3 separate regions of the Mus musculus genome follow, and all the other regions are linked to region 2. A link is a loop called in an ENCODE intact Hi-C map of the cell type or tissue named here. Cell type or tissue: gastrocnemius. All regions are shown on one strand.

What was found. A loop is a pair of places that touch in the nucleus more often than their neighbours do. Peaks named below come from ENCODE experiments on the same cell type or tissue, not always from the same donor. Only the 100,000 strongest peaks of a DNase experiment are listed, where the experiment ranks them.
Region 1: a loop joins it to region 2, with 4 times the contacts of the local background. A loop is called at or near these places in 19 of 42 quality-filtered maps.
Region 3: it touches region 2 in a loop (2.1-fold over the local background); 6 of 42 quality-filtered maps call a loop at or near these places.

What each region holds. Positions count from the first base shown.
Region 1 is chr4:14,539,488-14,547,487 of GRCm38, forward strand. It overlaps Slc26a7 (solute carrier family 26, member 7), which reads right to left. Exons shown (of 19, transcript NM_145947.2): 8 at 6,815-6,962; 9 at 4,675-4,788. Among named protein-coding and RNA genes, the nearest start is that of Slc26a7, 78 kb to the right of the region's middle. In gastrocnemius, a CTCF peak has its summit at 4,399 (motif pointing right); a DNase peak (open chromatin) is centred at 4,408.
Region 2 is chr4:14,804,036-14,812,035 of GRCm38, forward strand. It overlaps Otud6b (OTU domain containing 6B), which reads right to left. Exons shown (of 7, transcript NM_152812.4): 7 at 5,470-7,713. The coding sequence ends at 7,629. It also overlaps a transcript of Lrrc69 not described here. Among named protein-coding and RNA genes, the nearest start is that of Lrrc69, 12 kb to the left of the region's middle. In gastrocnemius, no CTCF peak of the experiment used is centred here; a DNase peak (open chromatin) is centred at 4,079.
Region 3 is chr4:14,650,048-14,658,047 of GRCm38, forward strand. It overlaps a transcript of Lrrc69 not described here. Among named protein-coding and RNA genes, the nearest start is that of Slc26a7, 32 kb to the left of the region's middle. In gastrocnemius, no CTCF peak of the experiment used is centred here; no DNase peak of the experiment used is centred here.

The DNA of each region.
Region 1 (8,000 bases), 260 kb before region 2:
TGTGTACTTCTCTAATCCATGTTGAAATTATAATTATTTTATTCTATCAGGTAAGTTAAAATGTATTAAAATCAGTTTTAATAGGTTTTCATTTTTAAAGATGGGGCCACTAGACAACTTAAGTTACTTACTTAGGTAAATCATACTATATTTCTTTCAAACAGCACTTCTCTAAAGTATGTCACCAAATGCCTGATTTTAAAAAAGATTTTTTTTCCAACAATAAATGTACTATAATACATTTAAAATTTATTAATTATAATAAAAATTGCTTGAGGAACAAAAGCCAAATCTCTGGCATAATGGCAGCAAAACTGGTAAATTGTATCCTACACCATTCCTAGCCATTTTTCTTTCTTGTTGACTGTGTTCATGCACAGACATATAGTATCTATGACATGCCAGGTCCCTGGCTAAATGAACACCAAGGACACAATGCAGCAGATGGAAGCTGTGCTCTCCAGGGTTTTTAATTCCAGTCTAGAAAGAAGTTATCAATCATACAGTCACATTAGTGAGCACAAAATGTCAACGGTGCACAAAATGTGAAGAGAAGACCCACAGCCCACAAGCCTTAGTGATGGCTGCAGAAGAGAAGAAAGCAGTCAAGAGGGAACAAGAAGGCATGGCAGAGAGAGGAGCCTAGCAGACAGAGAAGAGTCATGTACTGGAAAGCTGAATATGAGGTAGAACCCAGGCCAGTGGGGTTTAGAGAGATGCCTCTACCGTTAAGGGCTCCAGCTGCTACTCTCTGACCTGAGTTCAGTTCCCATCACCCACAGCAAGTGGCTTACTACTGCCTGTAACTCTAGTGTCAAGAGATTCAACACCATGTTTCCGGCCTCGGCAGACACTGCATGGGTGTGCACATTGCACACTGAATGACACATGCTTAATAAATAAAACTATCAGGAAATCTTAAGAAGGAAGGGACACAGGAACAAGGGAAAGACTGTTTAGGGTAAATAAATTTCTGACCTACGCAAAGTCTTTTTTGGGACTGAAGGAAGAAAGAAGATGCTGTTGTCTGTGGAGCTGGATTGAATCCTGGCATGGCAGATGAGGGTGTTATTATCACTTAGCTACCCCTCTAGCCTTAAATAGATAACTACTACACAAAAATATCGCAGTGCAGTATTCCAGTGAGAATACTGAAGCTGTTGCAGGCGGTAAAGTAATTAATAAAGGTAATGTGCTTATCATTTGGGCTTTGATGAGTTGTAATTAGCTAAAAAGTTGAAGGGCTTTTATGTGTTCCAAGTTAATTTAGTGGGTATGCATTCCAGTGCCTAAGGGAGGCAGAGACGTTGAAGAGCCTGCGCTTTGAAATCATGAAGTGTGAAAGGGGTTTTTTTACAAGTACCCTAGATAAAGCCAAACTTTGAAAATATGCTTAGCGCTCTCTTCAAGTCAGCTAGCTACTATACCTATGTATACTTAGTGGTAGCAGCATAAAAGGTCTGAAATGGATAGCAAAGCATCCTCGGTTTGAGCATGCACATGAGTTCAGATTCTCTTCCTGTGCAGTTGGACAACAGTGGTTAAGAAATAGAGCTATCACCTCAGCAAGGAGGGTACACTGAGAATATTCTGCCGGCAGCCTTTAGTGTTTTTGCTAGATTCTAAATTCATTTCTTGTAAAGTTTGATGAAGAGAATACCATGCAAGTGGGAGAAATCTTTATAAAGCAAAAAGTCTTTAGAGGTGTTCTCTTGTTCCAATCATTCAAACATGTGACCCCAGAACAAAGACAGAGCATCCTGTATCCCCACTCTAGTAAACGATGTTATTGGCCCACTAAGATTTCATACTTAGGACAAATTTTCCGAAGTGTTCTTTCTCTGAAACTTTTACTGTTGAAAGTTACAAAGACTGATCAGAGAATTTTCTTATCACTTATGCAGTGATTAAAAATGCTTGCAATGCGCCTAAGGGCAGAGATGGCACACATCAAGGTGGATACACATCACAGTGGCTACACATCAGGGCTGCATTTCAGCCTTTCTGTCTCTAAGACAAGTGACAATATCATATCAGCTTTCTCAAGCACCAGCAGCAAGTCTGAGGGCCAACTAGGATGGGCAAACCATCCCAAGAGAAAGCTGTCCCAGTCACACACAAACATCTTTGCTTTAAAACATTAACAGCAGAAACCTAGTAAACTCAATTATAATCACTGGCATTTCAAAAGTGGATTCTGACTGCTTATGTGTTTCACCAGCTGAGCATGTGACAGTTCATCTTTATGCAATTGTAACTCTGCTTTGTCAGCTGAGTCCACTTAAACCTGAGGAGTTTCTGGTGCAGTCACCCATGGAGGAACCAGAGTGCAAGTCCAGCTTCCAGAACCTTCCCTTGGCACATTTCATTCATTCAGCCTAAAAATGGAAACAACCTAACATGCTCACTTTCTAAAGAGAGGCCGGTAGAAAATCTATAGCAACCTAGAATGCTACAGGAAGGAGTCGCAAGAGAAAATGGTTGCAATCATTTAAGAGTAAATTACAAAAAGGTTTGTGCCAACCAAGAGACACTATGAACCTGGATTTGAAATCACTAAACTTCATAGAAACCCATCAAAGCATGTGATGTCATGAATCTGAGCTTACATAAGAATTTAGTTTCTTAAACAAGTTAATTATTTGTTAAATTGTAATATATTCCAATTTGATTTTGCAATTTTTTTCTCTGCGCTGTGGTGCATGGCAATGGTTCTCAACCTGTGGGTCGCAACGCCATGGGGAGAGTGGAAAGACCTTCTCACAGGAGTTGCCTCAGACCACTGAAAAACTCAGATATTTACATTATGATTCATAACAGTAGCAAAATTACTGTTTTGAAGTAACAACAAAATTATTTTATAGTGGGGGTCACCACAACATGAGGAAATGTATTAAAGGGTCACAGCATCAGGAAGGTTGAGAATCACTGGCGCATAGCATCAGTTTTATTCAATACTTAGTGTTTATCTGTATTTATCTTGAACCTTTCCCATAAGGTCACAAAACTTACACTTTTCTCATGAGTTGCTCTACAACTTAAAAACTATATTAGTAATATAAGATAAACCTCTAATAAATGTTCACATTTGCATGTAAAATTGTTTATTGATTTTTATCCAATTCTTATTATTTCATAATGGTTAGCTGTGATTGTTAATTTCTTATGATATACATCAATTTCTTTGATGGGTCACTGGTTATGAGTACAAATCACTCAGAGTTTAAACCTCAGCTTTGCTATTCCCAAGGTCTGGGACATGGGATTGTACTGCAGTTCTGGGCATTCCACTCTGCAAAGAAGCTCCTTATGTCAGCAAGTAAACAGCTCAAAGTAGCTTCAGGAACTCCCTAATCTGACCAGATGCGCTAGGACCTCCCAAGAGTACACAATGAAGACTACGGAATCATTACAGATAAGCCAAGCTGCAAAGAATATCCTCAAGCCAGAGCAGCTGCCCGGAAGAAACCAGCTGGCTACCTGCAGAAGCTTAGACCAACGGGGGCAGCTGACACTCTCTAGCCTGCTGAGCTGCCTGGAGACTGCGCACTATGCTCCAGGTTCCCAGATTTCGTCAACTGTCACCCATCCTGGGGTGCGCTTTGATGGTGCATCTTTCTTTGAGTTATTTCTGCTCCTGTAAGCAACCCTTCACCCATATTCCTGTAAGTAACTTCAATAAAACTCATGGGTTCCCTAAGCTGGACTTTGGTATCATCTGTATTATACATCCATAAAATCTGTTGTGGGATCCCTATCTTGACTGAGTAGATATATGTTTTGGGTCTCCCCAGGAAAAGTTTCATAACACAATACCTGGGCCAATTTCTTTCATCAACTTTGTCACATAGAAACTGAGAACATCTATTTTACATCTTTCAGTGAGTTGCCTGAAGTTTGAGTCCATTTATGTAAGAAGACACACAATGCCTGACACGCAATATGGTGATATTGTTTCCACTTCCATCTATATCATCCTTACTATCATCCTACCCTTACACAGAAGGATGCCCAGTATATATCAGGCTTGCAAGAAATATGAATCCATTTGAGTTTCTAAAATATATATAAAACTATTGTTCCTTTAACCTCAAATATTGGCATATATAGAATAGATATTTGGCACATGTGCTCACTGCGATACATAGAAATGTTCTTGTCAAGATATATTCTGCCTAGGCTTGGTTTTATTTTATGATAAGGGAGAGAGAGAGAGAGGGAGGGAGAGAGAGAGAGAGAGGGAGGGAGGGAGGGAGGGAGGGAGGGAGAGAGAGAGAGAGAGAGAGAGAGAGAGAGAGAGAGAGAGAGAGAGAGAGAGAGAGAGAGAGAGAGAGAGAGAGAGAAAGTCAGGAAAGTCGTGCTGTTTAGCTTAACTAAGAGACCGCTAGAGGGAGCTCTGGCTTCAAGATTTCTAATAGAGCTACTGTGGGCAAGGAATGCCGCAGTTTGCTCTTTGCATCATAGCCTGTGGAAAAGTCATTGATGGGAAAAATTCGAAAAAGAGGGGAGTCATAACAGGATGGAGGGAGTAGGAGAGGGAAGGAGGAAGAACTTCTAGAAACTGCTTAGAAAACGTGAATCAGCAACGTTTTCAAGACTCAACAGAGCAGCCTTCCACTCTGAGAAAGGGGTGACGGCCCCACAGCCCCCCTTTCCCCACAGAATAGTTGTTACCTGCGTCTTTGCGCCGGTGCTGTACAAACCAGCCGTCCTTCCCATGGCGGCAGCGCTTGGGATGCAGAAGAGAAATGAAGGGATCACGTTGCTGAGGCCATGGGCCAAAAATTCCTGCGAGATTAGTTATGGGAGAATGGAACATTTCTTTATCATAATCCCCTTCTATGGTCCCAGGTACAATTCGTCAAAGAATGAAGCTTGTTTATGCTCAGCTACTATTCACCGCACCAGCTAAGATGTAATAGTTTATAATAAAAATAGCTAACATTCATAGCCTGCTTGCAATCCTCCAAAGTCTATTCTAAGAGCATCACTCAGCTCTCATAATGAACTCATGAGGAGATTTTAAATTATTCATGATTTCCACTGCCCCATGGCCTATCCCTGTTTTCTAAGTATTCCCAGTTGGGATTTTACTCTCACCCTTTCCTCAATGACCTCTGCCTTACCAACTCCAACCTGGTATGAAGAAGCATTTTCCACAACTGCTCATTCTATCCTCCTTAAAAGGTCCCTTTGATCGGCTTCCTGTACCCCACACTTTCCAAGCTTGCCTCTATCTCTCCACCTGTCACTTCTCAGTTTCTTTTGTTATCTAACCGATTGCAATTGTAGGACCCTTTCTATTGTCTGTCCACATCTTAACTGTCCAAACACACCCTGGCAACTCCCAAATCTACATCTTCAGCTTAGACTACTCTTCTTAACTCTGGATTGCTACATCCAACCTACTATTTGTCATCAACATTTGATGGCTAATGGGAAATCAGTAACTACTTGTACTGGCTGGTTTTGTGTGTCAACTTGACACAAGCTGGAGTTATCACAGAGAAAGGATCCTCCCTTGAGGAAATGCCTCCATGAAATCCAGCTGTAAGGCATTTTCTCAATTAGTGATCAAGGGTGGGAGGGCCCACTGTGGGTGGTACCATCCCTGGACTGGTAATCTTGGGTTCTATAGGAGAGCAAGCTGAGCAAGCCAGGGGAAGTAAGCCAGTAAGTAACATCCCTCCATGGCCCCTGTATCAGCTCCTGCTTCCTGACCTGCTTGAGTTCCAGTCCTGAATTCCTTTGGTGATGAACAGCAATGTGGAAGTGTAAGCTGAATAAACCCTTTCCTCCACAATTTGCTTCTTGGTCATGATGTTTTGTGCAGAAAAGGGACCCTGACTAAGACACTAACTACCCTATAGGTTTCTACCATCCTAATCACATCACTTCAAGTCTAGGCCCCAGCCTGTACAGTTATCCATGACTCTTCCCATGTACATGGGTACAGCACACTGCCCATCCACATGTGCCCTCCTTGAAAGCCATGATAATGAGGTCTGTGATTTGACATCGAAGAAGGGAGACCCGAGGAGTTTCTGAGTTTCACATTCATCTGTGTTGTTTACTGTTTTATCCCTGGCACCTATAGTGGAGCTTAATAGACATACACAGAGAGAACGGAGGTCCCCAAACCTCAGTGTGAACTCTATGTGCGGGTAACTCTGCACTGGTCTGCAGTCTACTGCAGCTTCTGTTCAGGACCAGAGAGCTCTACAAGGCCTTGGGGCATGAAAAAGACACTGGGAGAATGGATTCAGTAAACAGGTTGTATGTGCACTCTTAGGTCTGTAGGAACAAAACTTCACATCCCGAAGGGCCTTAAGAAGAGTAATTACTAGTGTTCCACTTTGAAATCCCTAAGTTTTCAAAGTTATCTATCATGAAATGATAACCACCCTTGGATTCTCTCCTAAAACCAAATGAAAGAGCATGAAGGTGTGTGTGTTTCTTTAAAAATATATTAGAAGGATCAGTGCGATGACTCGGTGGGTAAAGGCACTTGCTACCAAGCCTGCTGATGTGAGCTCAATACAAGGGACTCACACAGTGGAAACAAAGAACAAAGGCTTTCCTCTGACAGACATATAGATAAAAAGAGGGAATGATGAAATTAATATGCTATACTCTGTGAAAGCTAGGTTCTAAGCTTCCTGTGAGTGACTCAGAGACTTCCCTATTTTGTTCTGCCCATGCTTGCTACACATTTAGAAAAGTTGTCTTTTCAGGCGTTTGACATTTTCAGTATCTGAGAGGCCACAGAACAGTGAAAATCCCTGGCTAGAGAGGGCCTGGGGGCACACTCCACCTGGTTGTCATCAACTGAATATTTGAACTTCTTGGCAGATCCTTGTGCGAGAGCCAGCGAGGCCACATAGCCTACAAGTGCAACTCCGAAAGCTTCAGTGAGCACTGCAGAGAGGATGTTCATTGGGGGAGCACGGGGAGGAGGAATCCTATGGAGAGAAAGACTGGATTGAAGTTATGAATCTATAATAACTTGCCATGAAATCTCCTGCACTAGTGTTTCTGAAGAGAAAACTAAGCAGTCTCGCCCTGTAAAGCCCTATATCTTCAATATTATTTAGCAGAAAAGCAAAATTGTAAGAAATAACACAAGGAGAGTCCCATGCATCTAACTGACACTCACACCCAGGGAATCCAGGTCTTACCGCAGAATTCTGACTTGACAAAGGTTTCTTGTAGGAAACAAAAGCATATCTGACCCTTCTTTCATTTGAACCTTTCCAAATATTTATTTGGCCAGCACTGGAGCCACGTTTCCTCCCTCAAATGCTGCAGAGTTTCAGGCAAACACTAGCTTACTGTCGACTAATCTCCAAATACGCCATTGACTTCATTATGGTAATTACATTTTTAACTCAATCCTTTCACGAGACAGTTAATCATGCCTTCCATACGCTAAAGAAAACATGCAGGAAGATCTCATCTCCTCTCTGTTGCAAAAGAGACCACACTTAGCTTCATTTCAAAGTCGTCTTTAAAGCATTTCTCAGATAATACCCAGCCATTATGTCTTATTGTCCCTTGAAAAGTATGTAAGCCAAATGACCATTTACGTATTCGTTGTCATGCTGGGAGACTTAACCCCACCCCTGAAGGAATTCCTGTGGTAAAAAATAAAGGAAGGGGGGAGTTATTTCTTACTGGTTAATTGTCTTATTACCTAGTGTGTGAGTGGAGCCTGGACTCTTTCTCATTAACTGTTTCATTTCATTTTCTCAGCAACTCCGAATCAAGTATACCACAACCGCAGTTGGGATGAGAAAATTCTTGGAGGAAGGTTGCAAGGAGGAGAACCTTTCTAAGCCATGCCTTCCTGCAGTTCCGTAAGGGGATTTCTCAGAAGGGAATATGAGCAGGAGTAGAAGGAGATGTTGTGTCTGAGTGCTATGTATGCTTTGCTCCCCAAACACTGTGACTATACATCCTAAGATAATATACAAAACTTGAAGTGAAGAAATTAAACTTCT
Region 2 (8,000 bases):
CTTTTGTGCAATTTCATATACACAAATAAACCAAGATCCCCACTGTTATTTAAACACTGAGATGTAAGCACTACTCAGCCGACACAGTGGTTAGCACATGCACACCACATGCAGTACCTGCCTCCCTGCTGCCATCCATGGGACAACATCCCCTTCTTTATTCCTCTTTTGTTTAATGTGCTCTTACTATGTCTGGTCTAGAACTCTCTATGTAGACCAGGCTGGCCTTGAATTCACAGAAATCCACCTGGCTCAGCCTTCTGAGTACTGTGCACCACCACACTTGGCTATCTACTTCCTCATCCATCATGACTTCACTATATTTATTGGATATCTGAGTGCCTAGGTAGCCCTTCTTACACAAGTTCAAATGAAAAGCTAAATAATGACCTGTCAGAAACAGTGCACAAAATAACTTGCCATGGGTTAGGAGACTGGATCTCTATGAGCAGTTCATAAAATTTAGAAGACCATGTCACTGATGAAAAATAGAGAATTATCCAGTTTTATTGCTAAGTGTCTTAGTCAGGGTTTCTATTCCTGCACAAACATCATGACCAAGAAGCAAGTTGGGGAGGAAAGGGTTTATTCAGCTTACAATTCCATACTGCTGTTTATCACCAAAGGAAGTCAGGACTGGAACTCAAGCAGGTCAGGGAGCAGGAGCTGATGCAGAGGCCATGGAGGGATGTTCTTTACTGGCTTGCTTCTCCTCGTTTGCTCAGCCTGCTTTCCTATAGAACCCAAGACTGCCAGCCCAGAGATGGCACCACCCACAAGGGGCCTTTCCCCCTTGATCACTAATTGAGAAAATGCCTTACAGTTGGATCTCATGAAGGCATTTCCTCAACTGAAGCTCCTTTTGCTGTGATAGCTCCAGCTCTGTCAAATTGACACAAAACTAGCCAGTACACTAAGTAAGGTAATTTTTAAAGCTTCATCCTTAAGTACAAGCGGCATAATTACATAAATAGGGACTTCTTAGTTCCTCTGATAGAGAATATAGGCTTTAAGCAACTTTCCTCAAGTACATGAATGCATCACATCACATCTTTTGCCAATGGGACCGGATTCCAGAGAAGGAATTTAATTATTATGTATTGAGATGAACTGCTCTAAAATCTATTTTTAAAACATACAGATAGACACATCTTTTCTACTGAATATTTAAAACATTCAAACAGATACGCACATATCTTCTACCAAATATTAAAAACATACAAATCAGAAGGAACTAGTCAATAAAGGGATGGAGGCAGAAAACAAAACACAGAGATAAAACCAAAACCAATCAATTCCTAAACATCTACAGAGGCCAATGATTGGGAATAAACAATGCAAGCGAAACACAGGAAGGAATGGCTTACAGTAACGCCAGGACTGTGGCTTGGACACTGGACATGTCTGATGGAGACAAGAAACACAAGTTAGCTGACACTAAGCAGACTGCCTGTCCTCCTACAACAGACAGCTGCTACCAGCTTCCCACAGAGTCCTGCCAGGAAACCCTGGCCTGGCAGCAACAACCCTTTGAAGTTATTTTTTTCCCTTGAAAAGGTGAAAACAAGAATTTTAAAGTGAAATCTCCTTGTTTTTAAACTACCAACTAATCTTTTCTTTTAAACAAAGTTAAATCACTACATGGGCCAAGCAAAATATAACTGCTGTATTCAGCACACCGACTTCTAACCTACATAGTTTATTTGCTGAAGTATCAGCATCCTCTCTTCTACCACAGTCCACGAGACAACCCCAATCACTTCATCCTACAGTATAAAAACAAGGAGAGCCAACTCTCAACCTATAAACTGAGGGAGAAGATCACAACAGCAGGGACTGAAGAACTCAAAAACAACCTACTTTTAACATGGTCCTCTTATCTCTTACAAACTCATAATCTGGAGTTCAATTCATCCCTTGGTAGTACTGTGCTGGCTGAAACGATAAACACGGGTGATACAGAAAAGAAGTCACAAGAGACTCTGATTTAGCAAATTAACACTTCACCAGCCCTCTGCAGAGACAGCAATGTATTTCAGTAAGTTACATTAGCCAGCCATGCGAACTGATGAAATAAAACAACTATAAAGGCTGTGTGGTACATGTGAGTTCAGAGGGCAACGTGTGGAATCAGTTCTCTCCATCTGCCTTGTGAGGTACAGAGACCAAACTCCTACCTTCAGACTTGGTGATGAACACTTCCTCCCAGAAGCACTATAGCTTATCTTCACTGGCCCCAGAAACCTTCCGTGAGAAGTCTATCAAATAGCTTTTAATACTTATTTAATCTATACGCTCCTTCTACTTTGAAGATTAAAATCAGGCATTATCTTCATTGATAAAGGTAGAGTAACAGTTACATGCTACAGGCTGAGGCTCATTTGAAACTGTGGATATTGGGTTCTTCAGAATTATGGACTGTTTGCTTACACACCATCAGCTTGAGATTGAGTCTTGTGTCTAAGTATGAAACGTTCTATGCTTCATATCTATCATACAGACCTTCCATAGTCCAAGTAATTTTGTATAATATTTTTTCAAGTTTTTGTGCAGGAAACTTAAAAGTCAATGGTATAGCTTTTTCTATTTATAGGGTCAGTACTCCAGGTTCTAAATTTTGGAATAATTCAGATTTGGGATTCTCAGACTAGGGATACCTGAAAAGGGAGAAAAGAAAATGCTCTCGGGTTGTTCCCTTTTCCCTCTTCAATCACCAAAAGACCTAGGGCAAGGTAAAATAGAAAGCATTCTCTTCATGACCAAGCACAATTCTCTCTCTACTCACAGCTGCCATTTATTTAATGACAAATTCTCAAAACTGTCCTCTCAAATGATATCCAAAGACACTTGGGAAGCACTTAATAAGCACCTAGTAAGCTAAATCTTTTTTTAAAAAGATCAATTTATTTTATATATATGAGCACACTTTCGCTGTCTTCAGCCACACCAGAAGAGAACAACGAATCCCATTACAGGTGGTTGTGAGCCACCATGTGGTTGCTGGGAATTGAACTCAGGACCTCTGGAAGAGCAACTGAGCCATCTCTCCAGCCCAAGCTAAATCGTTTAACAGTAGTTAACAAGAATGGCCAAGAAGCACCTAAAGATGTGTTCAACATCCTTAGTCATCAGGGAAATGCAAATCAAAACAACCCTGAGATTCCACCTCACAGCAATCAGAATGGCTAAGATCAAAAACTCAGGCTACAGGCAAGGATGTGGAGAAAGAGGATCACTCCTCCATTGCTGGTAGGATTGCAGGCTGGTACAACCACTCTGGAAATCTGGTGGTTCCTCAGAAAATTGAACAATTCTACCTGAAGACCCAGATATACCACTTGGGAACATATACACCCACCCATCCATTAGAAAGTCCCAGAAACCAGGGATGACAGAGGCTCCACCATATCAGTAGGGCATGTGCTCCACTATGTTCTTAGCAGCCTTATTTGTAATAGCCAGAAGCTGGAAACAACCCAGATGTATCTCAATTGCTAAGTGTGAATGTTTTGATTCCACTTAGAACGGAGAACAAAATAATCACAGGAGGCAGAGGAAGGGAGGAACCTGGGTGGAAGAGGGGAAAGGGGGAATAGGATTAGGTGGGAAGAGACAGGAAAGAAGTCCAGAGGGCCAGGACAATGAACAGAAATGTTTAACAGTAGGGGATGGGGATCAGGGGAATGGGAGGTACCGGGGGACCACTAGAAAGTCCCAGAAACCAAGGATGCTAGAGGCTCCCAAGACCCAGTGGGAATGACATTAACTGAAACGCCCAACACCAAGCAGATAGAACCTGAAAAGACCACCTCTAGTAGACAGACATGGCCCCCAGTTGAGGAATTTAGCTACCAATCTCAAATATTTTAACCCAGAATTTTTCCTGTCTAAAGGAAAAATGGACAAAAATGGAGCAGAGACTAAAGGAAAGGCCATCCAGAGACCGCCCCAGCATGCGATCCATCCCATTTAGACACCAAACCCTGACACTATTGCTGATGCAAGCATGCAGACACGGCCTGGTATGGCTGTCCTCTGAGAGGCTCTGCCAGCACCCAAGACAGATGTAGATACTCACAGCCAACCACTGGACTGAGCCCAGAGACCCCAATGGAAGTGTCAAGAGAAGGACTGAGGAGATGAGGGGATTGCACTCCATAGGAAGACCTGTGCTCCCAGGGACTGAACCTCTAACCAAAGAATACACAGGCTGGTCCACGGCTCCCGCTACATATGAACCAGAGGACTGCCTTACCTGGCATCAGTAGGAGGGCAGGCACTTGGTCCTGTAGAGGCTTGATGCCCCAGAAAACGGGGATGTTAGAAGGGTGAGGCAGGAGTAGATGGGTGAGGAGCACCCTCTTAGGAGCAAAGGGGATGGGGATGGGATGAGGGACTCATGGAGGGGAGGCAAGAAAGGGGAGAAATTAAGAATATTAAATTCTAAAAAAGAAAGAGAAAAAAAAAGAAGTTATTTTTAAGCACTTAAACTAGGGGAAAATAAACACATGCAAGTAACTAGTTCCCAGTGTGTTGGCACTAGAGTCATCCACTAAGCAACCTAGCATGGGTGTGAGGATCCAGAGACAAGTGCCTAAGAGGGGTCCATTTGACTGTGGAAAGCAGATAAACAACGGTGAAGCAGGAAAAGCATTTACCTCTGAATAAAAGCTCAAAAGTTCCCGTGAGGTGAGAAGGGCAGGTGTTCAGCGAGGAGAGAACAAGAGTGGGTGTCGAGAGGGGGAGAGCCAGGGTGTGTTCAGTGATTAAAGAATAGGGTGGGTGGTCAGTAAGAAGAACCAAGGCTGGGTATTCAGTCAGAGAAAACAAAAGTGGATTCAAGGGAAAGAACTTATGCTACCAGAGCTTAAAGATAGAGAAAGATTTTAAATAAGATAAAATAAATAAATTAAATCAATACAGGAAAAAACATTTGCTCTACTAATGTTAAAAACTAAAGTTATGAAACTAGCAATTATTATCAACAATCAAGTGATTTGCTTTTTCACGGGTTCATGACAACTGCACCAAGGTACTAATTGTGGGCAGGTACCAATTTGTAGAGTCCAGTTGACACAGATGTGCCTTTCACTGATGCCCTTCTTTAAAAAAACAAACAAACAAAAAAACAAACAACCAAACCAAAGACCCTCATAAATATTACACAATGTTTTTAGAACTTTCTGATCCAAAATAAACATTCATTGATCAATGTAGCCCCAAGCTTCCACCTTATTTCTTCTAAAAGCAGTAGCCTAACTGGCTGCTACCTTATTATCCCTCTTTACTTTGGGCATAATGATATGCTCATGCATTTATTGAGAGGCCCTTAAGAGCAAGAATCTGTGATTGTAACATTCTCAATATGTGAGGAAAAACAACAAAGGCTGGATAAAGCCTGAAAGCAAAATGAGTTCTACTGCTAAATCTGAAAATTGTTAAACAAATGACAATTTGAATATACACATGTTGATTCAACTCCTTTATCATTTATTCTCTTGGTAAACATCAGATATTATGAGCAAAGCTATCTTGCTCACAATAGTTACACATTCTTTGTTTTACTTTTTACAGGCTATAAATATATGTAAGTAGATAAAATTCTTGGTGAAGACACATTCTAGAATTTTGATATAAATGTTTTTAATCAAGACTAAAGAAAGCTGTGGAAGTTCCATCAGACCAGCAGCAGCAAATTTAATTGGCATACATGGTTCTTAAATTAACACCTACCGTTTTTAGAAGACTTTTCCATTTATCACTAAAATGGTAGAAGTGGGCCATACATTTTATTCATAAATATACTGGCCATTTTAAAATAAAACATAAACAAAAATTAGAAATACATAATTAAGTACATTTGAATCCTTGTCAAAACAACAAAACATTAATGAGTTACTTTAGAGTATCTTTGTTGAAAATGGAATTTTCAATAACTGTTTCATAATGTTTTGTTTTATTACTCCTTAAGACTGATACTATAAGATGAAGATAACATTACTTCAAAATAGGTTCAAAGCATTTATTTTACAACTTTATGTTTTTATAAATTTCAGAATAAAAAAAGAATCAAAAGTTACAAAGCAGAATACACCCTTCAGAATACACTGTATAGCAGGCAGAGTATGTTTTAGTCAGCTGGAATGGTCTCAGAAAGTCCGTGCTCTGCTGAGCAGTCTCTGCCAGCCTGCCAGACTATTACCTGCTTTTAACATCATAAGCCCAGTGTTTACTCATAGACAGTATACATGGGTCAAAAGCCCAGATATTATACACATGATGCTCTACTTAGTTGTAGTTCTAAGTTGGAAAAAAACAGATTGCAACAAAACGTTTCATTTTCATAAATTGTTGTTTTGTTGGTGCTAGAAACTGAACCTTGAGCCTCACATGGCAGGCAAGTGCTCTGCTAGAGCTGTGTCCCCATCCCATGGCACTTTGTTACATAAGAAGAGCAAACAGACTTGTGTGTGGGCACAGCTCTGTTACAAAGAATACTTCTCGAAGTGATTGAAAATCTGAGTAACACGAGTCATTCCGCATAAAATCCTTCTGTACTGATTTTACCACACAGCTCTCTGCTTCTGCCACCTTCAACTCTTGCTATACATAAAATATAATAATCAAACACTTGAGTGAAAACAAGTGATACATTATTTAACAAAATAATGTGTAGCCAGGGTTTTCATTGAATCCTAGAAAGTGAGCACAAGCAGAGGTCTTGTTAGGACAGCTGGAGGGGGGAAGACTTAACAAGCGAGTGTGGCCATGGCCCTCCCTTTCTGCATTACTTCAGCATCACCTTGCACAGGTGAGCAGTGAGAGGCCACTGGATGCCTCTCAGTAGGAAAGGCTCCAGAGAAAGCAAAGCAGCTGAGTAGTGTTGGGGCAAGGATACAAATTCTCAGTTGAAGAGAAACAAGGTTCAACCCTGACTCCAGCCTCTGCTGGAGAAACCAGCAATGCAGGAGTTACAGACTTAGGAAGCTACACATACATAAAAGGGAGATCTCCAGTTTGTTAGAAAGATTCAAAACTGACACAATTAACACCTGTTTACCACTGATTTCATTCATTTCTTTATGCTGATTCTCATAAGTATTCAAAAATTCTTAACTGCTGTAGTAGTTTCCTCTTAGCAGCAGAGATGTGCTGATAAAAGCGGCGCACTCCTGACCCTAGTAACACCAAGGTCACTGGGATCACCAGCACTTTATAAGGCTGATAAAGCTGCTGTCACGACAATATGTTCCTATGATGACAGACACCGAGTCGCCACACTTTTAAGAAAAATTAAATTGAAATCTTCATTTTTGGAACATAAAGCTGGGGGCCAAAATCTAAAACAAAATTTATTCCAAGCCAGAATGAGCAGGACACCTAAAAAATAATTAGCGGGAAGAGTAACACCTTGGTGTGTGATGACGACGTCCTCCACAATAGACTTTAAGTTCTACAACTGCCACTGAGAGAGCACTGGTTAAAGTTAATCCAACGTGTTTCTTAAAGCTGTTAGGAAGCTTATTCATAAAACTCGTGTAAGGTAGCTGTGTTCTTCAGTAGCATTTACAACAATCTAGCACTTGGTAGATTGGCACACTCTATAAAGCAGTGTAACATTTTGTAAACTAGCTGCAATTTTCAGTAGCTGAGTTCACCAACCGTGTAACAGAATTATAATGTTCTCCTAAGCCATACGCGTGCCTCATGTATCTGAAATGAAAAGAATGAAATTGCATTTTAATGAGTTACTTACTATAATAAATATATGTAGTATACACACATTTATAATTATGCACTCTGAATGTACCAGTCCATGGAGATATCTCTAATGAACTATTATGATTATAGTCATTAAGAGGCAACATTATGTGACAAGTTTTAGAAGTGAGCAAGTAGTCCGGTCACTAGAAGCGCAAAGGTTAAGATGCTGAGGGCTCAATGAGCTCAAAGTTTCACTAAAGTTTAATCATAAATGGTAAGAATAGCTAATAAACACG
Region 3 (8,000 bases), 150 kb before region 2:
ATGGAAAAAGTACTGAACTCTAGTTAGTGATACTTGGTAACCTATTAGAAGAGAAGTAAGGCAATCTCTGAAAGTTACTTCAACAAGGATCAAAAGTAAGATATATTGGGAAAATGATGGTGTATGAAAACTGTGTATAGACAAATGGAGTCTCTAAGAATGGGGATAGTTCAAGAACAGCTATCCTATGAAGTAGGAGATAGAGATAAAGGAAGCACTCATGTCTATGGCAAAGTAAAATAGGAAACTGCTGCCTTCACAAGATAATTCTTAAAACCGATACTTTCAGCAAAGTATCCAAAATTGGCATGCAAAACTCAACAGCTTTTCTATATATATCAATGATCAATATGTTAAGGAAGAAACAAAGAAAACAATCCATTCATATTAGCTTTTTAAATTTCCTTGGCATAGGCCTTGTCAAGGAAATGAAGGAAGACTATAAAAAAATACTAAAAAAGGAAGGAAGATACCAGGAATAACATTAATTTTGCAAATACTACACTATAGATCTGCAGAATAAATATTATGAAAATGTTTTCAGTATGTGTTCCAGTTTCTTGGAACTGGAGCTGATCCTATGCCATAGTGTCCAAAGCTGATCCTGTCCCACAGCGTTCCATACACAAATACCACTGGAAGAGAGCTAGCCTCCCAGGAGTGCTGACAAGCCTGTGACTGCACGTAAGATCACCACTTCTTCTCAGAGGGACGTACCTAGAAACCTAAGGACACAGGAACCAAGGAGCACCCTGGGACAAGAGCCTTATGGTTTCCCCCTGATCCCAGAGCTTATCCTATGCCACAGCACTCCATACCCAAATACCACCAAGAAAGAGCTGGTCTCCCAGGAGTACTGACACACCTGTGAGCACAGGTAAGACCATCACTTCTGTTCAAATTCCTGGCCAAAAACGGACCTTTCAAGAGCCATCATAACACAGGAACCAAGGAATGGCAGAAGACAGGATCCCTCTGGTTTGTATCTGCACCCCAGAGCTGACACTCTGCCACTCCTCTCCATAACCAAATTCCTCCCAAAGAGAACTGGTTTCCCAGGAATACTGACACACAGGCTTGCAAAAGGGACAAGCCACAGTGAGAGACACCAAGAACATCTAACAACAGATAACCAGATGGTGAGATGAAAGGGCAAGAACATAAGCAACAAAAACCAAGGTTACTTCACATCATTAGAAACCAGTTCTCCCATCACAGTGAACTCTGGATACCCCAAAACACCAGAAAAGCAAAACTCTGATTTAAAATCATATCTCATGATAAAGATAGAGGACTTTAAGAAGGACATAAATAACTCCCTTGATAAATACAGGAGAACACAGGTAAACACATAGAAGCCCTTAAAGAGGAAAGACATAAAACCCTTAAAGAAATACAGGAAAACACAACCAAACAGGTGAAGTAATTGAACAAAACCATTCAGGCTCAAAAAATGAAAATAGAAACAATAAAGAAATCACAAAGGGAGACAACCCTGGAGATAGAAAACCTAGGAAAGAGATCAGGCATCATAGATGCCAGCATCACCAACAGAATACAAGATATAGAAGAGAGAATCTCAGGTGCACAAGATATCATAGAAAACATTTAAACAATAGTCAAAGAAAATGCAAAATCCAAAAGACTCCCAAACAAAAACATCCAGGAAATTGAGATGAGACACAATGAGAAGACCAAACCTAAGGATAACAGGTAGAGAAAAGAGTGAAGATTCGAAGGTGAACAACACTCTACTCAAGACAAATAGGTCAAGGAAGAAATAAAGAAAGAAATTAAAGACTTTTTAGAATTTAACAAAAATGAAGGCACAACATATCCAAGCATATCGGACAATGAAAGCACTGCCAAGAGGAAAACTCATAGCTCTGAGTGTCTCGAAAAAGGAACTGAAGAGAAAATAGATTACCAGCGTAACAGCACACCTGAAAGCTCTAGTACAAAAAGAAGCAAATAAACCCAAGAGGAGTAAATGGCAGGGAATAATCAAACTCAGGGCTGAAATCAAACAAGTAGAAACAAGAATAACTATAAAAAAGAATGAACAAAACCAGGAGCTGGTTCTTTGAGAAAATCAACATGAGAGATAAACCAGTAGCCAGATGAACCAGAGGGCACAGAGACACAATCCAAATTAACAAAATCAGAAATGAAAAGAGAGACATAAGAACAGAAATTGAGGAAATTCAAAAAATCATCAGATAGTACTACTAAAGCCTGTACTCAACACAACTGGAAAATCTGGATGAAATGGACAGATTTCTAGACAGATACCAAATACCAAAGTTAAACCAATTTCAGGTAAACCATTTAAACAGTCCCCTAACCCCTAAAGAAATAGAAGCAGTAATTAAATGTCTCCCAACCAAAAAAAGCCCAGGATGAGATGGGTTTAGTGCAGAGTTCTATCAGACCTTCAAAGAAGACCAAATACCAACACTCTTCAAAATATTCCACAAAATAGAAACAGAAGGAACACTACCTAATTCATTCTATGAAGCCACAGTTTTCACTTATACCAAAATCTCACAAAGACCCAACAAAGAAAGAGAACTTCAGACCAATTTCCGTTATGAATATTGATGTAAAAATACTCAATAAAAATTTTCACAAACTGAATCCAAGAACACATCAAAACGCTCACTCACCATGATCAAGTAGGCTTCATTCCAGGAATGTATGGTGTTTTCAATATCAGAAAATATATAAACGTAATCCACTATATAAACAAACTCAAAGAAAAAAAACCACATGACCATTTCATTAAATGATAAAAAAAAAAAATCCATTTTACAAAACTCAGCATCCCTTCACGGTAAAAGTCTTGGAAATACCAGGAACTCAAGGCCCATACGGAAACATAGTAAAAGCAATCTACAGCAAACCAGTAGCCAACATCAAACTAAATGGAGAGAAACTTGAAGCAATTCCATTACAATCAGGGACTAGCCAAAGCTGCCCTCTCTCCCTTTCTTTTCAATATAGTACTTGAAGTTCTAGCTAGAGAAATTAGACAACAAAAAGAGGTCAAAGGGATGCAAATTGGAAAGGAAGAAGTCAAAATATCACTATTTGCAGATGATATGATAGTATACTTAGATGACCCAAAAATTCCACCAGAAAACTCCTACGGATGATAACTTCAGCAAAGTGACTGGATACAAAATTAACTCAAACAAATCAGTAAGACTACTGATTTGTGACCTTCCAATACTCAAGGATAAACAGGCTGAGAAAGAAATTAGGGAAACATCACCCTTCACAAGTCACAAACAATATAAAGTATCTTGGTGTGACTCCAACCAAACAAGTGAAAGATCTGTATGACAAGAACTTCAAGTCTCTGAAGAAAGAAATTGAAGAAGATCTCAGAAGATAGAAAGATCTCACATGCTCTTGGGTTGGCAAGATTAATATAGTAAAAATGGCCATCTTGCTGAAAGCAATATACAGATTCAATGCAATCCCCACGAAAATTCCAACTCAATTCTTCAGTTAGAAAGAGTGACTCACAATTTTATTTGGAATCACAAAAACCCAGGATAGCCAAAGCTATTCTCAACAATAAAGAAATCCTGTGAGAATCACCATCGCTGACCTCAAGCTGTACTACAGAGCAACAATGATAAAAAAAAAAACTGCATGGTATTGGTACAGTGACAGACAGGTAGATCAATGGAATAGAAATGAAGACCCAGAAATGAACCCACACATATATGGTCACTTGATCTTTGACAAAGGAGCTAAAGCCATCCAGTGGGAAAAAGACAGCATTTTCAACAAATGGTACTGGGTCAACTGGCGGTCAACATGTAAAAGAATGCAAATTGATCCATACTTATCTCCCTGTACAAAGCTCAAGTCAAGTGGATCAAGGACCTCCACATAAAACCAGACACAATAATCTAATAGAAGAGAAAGTGGGGGAAAGTCTCAAACACATGGACACAGGGGAAAAGTTCACAAACAGAATAACAATGGCTTATGCTCTAAGATCAAGAATCAAAAAATGGGACCTCATAAAATTGCAAAGCTTCACTGTCTCTGGTTTTATGTGGAGTTCCTTGATCCACTTAGACTTGACCTTAGTACAAGGAGATAAGAATGGATCAATTCACATTATTCTACATGATAACTGCCAGTGTGCCAGCACCATTTGTTGAAAATGCTGTCTTTTTTCCACTGGATGGTTTTAGCTCCCTTGTCAAAGATCAAGTGACCATAGGTGTGTGGGTTCATTTCTGAGTCTTCAAATCTATTCCATTGGTCTACTTGTCTGTCACTATACCAGTACCATGCAGTTTTTATCACAATTGCTCTGAAGTACAGCTTTAGGTCAGGCATGGTGATTCCACCAGAGGTTCTTCTATCCTTGAAAAGAGTTTTTGCTATCCTAGGTTTTTTGTTATTCCAGATGAATTTGCAGATTGCCCTTTCTAATTTGTTGAAGAAGTGAGTTGGAATTTTGATGGGGATTGCATTGAATCTGTAGATTGCTTTGGCAAGATGGCCATTTTTACTATATTGATCCTGCCAATCCACAAGCATGGGAGATCTTTCCATCTTCTGAGATCTGCTTTAATTTCTATCTTCAGAGACTTGAAGTTCTTATCATACAGATCTTTCACTTCCTTTGTTAGAGTCACACCAAGGTATTTTATATTATTTGTGACTATTGTGAAGGGTGTTGTTTGCCTAATTTCTTTGTCAGCATATTTATCCTTCCTTTAGAGAAATGCCATTGATTTGTTAGAGTTAATTTTATATCTAGCTACTTCACTGAAGCTGTTTATCAGGTTTAGGGGAGAAAGTGGGGAAAAGCCTCGAAGATATGGGTACAGGGGAAAAATTCCTGAATAGAAGAGCAATGAATTGTGCTGAAAGATTGAGAATCTACAAATGGGACCTCATAAAATTGCAAAGCATCTGCAAGGCAAAAGACATCGTCAATAAGACAAAAAGACCACCAACAGATTGGGAAAGGATCTTTACCTATCCTAAGTCAGATAGGGAACTAATATCCAATATATATATAAAGAACACAAGAAGGTGGGCTCCAGAAAATCAAATAACCCCATTAAAAAATGGGGCTCAGAGCTGAACAAAGAATTCTCACCTGAGGAATACCTAATGGCTGAGAATCACCTGAAAAAAATGATCATCATCCTTAATCATCAGGGAAATACAAATCAAAACAACCCTGAGATTCCACCTCACACCAGTCAGAATGGCTAAGATCAAAAATTCAGGTGACAGCAGATACTGGCGAGGATGTGGAGAAAGAGGAACACTCCTCCATTGTTGGTAGGATTGCAGGCTTATACAACCACTCTGGAAATCAGTCTAGCAGTTCCTCAGAAAATTGGACATAGTACTACCGGAGGATCCCACAATACCTCTCCTGGGCATATATCCAGAAGATGTCCCAACCGGTAAGAAGAACACATGCTCCACAGGGCCCCCAGTGGAGGAGCTAGAGAAAGTATCCAAGGATCTAAAGAGATCTGCAACCCTGTAGGTGCAACAACATTATGAACTAACCAGTACCCCGGAGCTCTTGACTCTAGATGCATATGTATCAAAAGATGGCCTAGTCAGCCATCACTGGAAAGAGAGGCCCATTGAACTTGCAAACTTTATATGTCCCAGTACAGGGGAATGCCAGGGCCAAAAAATGGGAATGGGTGGGTAGGGAAGTGGGGGGGGAGGGTATGGGAGACTTTTGGGATAGCATTCTAAATGTAATAGAGGAAAATACATAATAATAGAAAAATATTTAAAAAAAAAAAAAAGAAGAACACATGCTCCACTATGTTCATAGCAGCCTTATTTATAATAGCCAGAAGCTGGGAAGAACCCAGATGCCCCTCAACAGAGGAATGGATACAGAAAATGTGGTACATTTACACAATGGAGAATGAATGAATTTATGAAATTCCTAGGCAAGTGGATGGACCTGGAGGGCATCATCCTGAGTGAGGTAACTCAGTCACAAAAGAACTCACACAATATGTACTCACTGATAAGTGGACATTAGTCCAGAAACTTAGAATACCCAAGATACAAGATACAATTTGCAAAACACATGAAACTCAAGAAGAACGAAGACCAAAGTGTGGACAGTTTGCCCCTTCTTAGAATTGGAAACAAAACACCCGTGGAAGGAGTTACAGAGACAAAGTTTGGAGCTGAGACGAAAGGATGGACCATCTAGAGCCTGCCATACCCAGGGATCAATCCCATAATCAGCCTCCAAATGCTGACACCATTACATACACTAGCAAGCGTTTGCTGAAAGGACCCTGATATAGCTGTCTCTTGTGAGACTATGCCGGGGCCTAGGAAACACAGAAGTGGATGCTCACAGTCAGCTATTGGATGGATCACAGGGCTCCCAATGGAGGAGCTAGAGAAAGTACCCAAGGAGCTAAAGGGGTCTGCAACCCTATAGGTGGAACAATATGAAGTAACCAGTACCCCCCAGAGCTCGTGTCTCTAGCTGCATATGTATCAAAAGAGGGCCTAGTTATCCATCATTGGAAAGAGAGGCCCATTGGTCTTGCAAACTTTATATGCCTCAGTACAGGGGAACACCAGGGCCAAGAAGTGGGACTGGGTAGGTAGCAGAGTAGGAGTATGGGGGACTTTTGGGAAAGCATTGGAAATGTAGATGAAGAAAATACCTAATAAAAAATGAAATAAAAAATAAAGAAAAAAATTGCAAAGCTTCTGTAAGGCAAAGGACGCTGTCAATAGATGAAAACGGCAACCAACAGAAGGAAAAAAGATCTTTGCCAATCTCACATCCAATAGAGGGTTAATATCCAACATATACAAAGAACTCAAGAAGTTAGACTCCAGAGAAACAAATAACCCTATAAAAAATGGGGAACAGAGCTAAACATAGAATTCTCAAGTGAGAAAACTTGAAGGGCTGAGAAGCACCTAAAGAAATGTTCAACATCTTTAATCATCAGGGAAATGCAAATCAAAATAACCCTGAGATTCCACCTCACACCAGTCAGAATGGCTAAGATCAAAAACTCAGGTAACAGCAGATGCTAGAGAGGATGTGGAGAAAAGAGGAACATGCCTCCATTGCTGGTGGGATTGCAAGCTGGTACAACCACTCTGGAAATCAGTCTGGTGGCTCCTCAGAAAATTGGACATAGTACTATTTGAGGACTCAGCTATCCACTCCTGGGCATATACCCAGAAGCTGCTCCAACATGTAATAAGGACACATGCTCCACTATGATCATAGTAGCCATATTTATAATAGCCAAAAGCTGTAAATAACCCTATGTCCCTCAACAGAGGAACGGATAGAGAAAATATGGTACATTTATATGATGGAATACAACTATTAAAAACAATGACTTCATGAAATTTACAGGCAGATGGATGGAACTTGAAAATATCATCCTGAGTGTGGTAACTCTGTCCCAAAAGAACCCACGTGGTATGTACTCACTGATAAGTGGGTATTAGCACAAAAATTCAGAATACCCAAGATTCAATTCACAAACAATATGACGCCTAAGAAGAAACCAAAATGTGGATGCTTTAGTGCTTCTTGGAAGGGTGAACAAAATACTCAGAAGAGGAAATATGGAGACCAAGTGTGGAGTATAGACTGAAGAAAAGGTCATCTAGAGACTACCCCATCTGGGGACCCATCCTATATAAAGTTACCAAATCTAGATGCTATTGTGGATGCTGGGAAGTGCTTGTTGATGGAATCCTGATATGGCTTTCTCCTGAGAGGCTCTGCCAGAGCCTCACAAAAACAGAAGCTCACAGCCAATCTATTTGACTGAGCGTTGGGGGGGGGGGGCGAGGAGGGTCCTCAATAGAGGAGCTGGAGAAAGGATTAAAGGAGGTGAGGGGGTTTGCAGCCCCATGGAGGGAGCAACAGTGCTACAAGTCAGACCACCCAGAGCTCCCAGGGAGTGGACCACGAACCAAAGCATATACGTTAG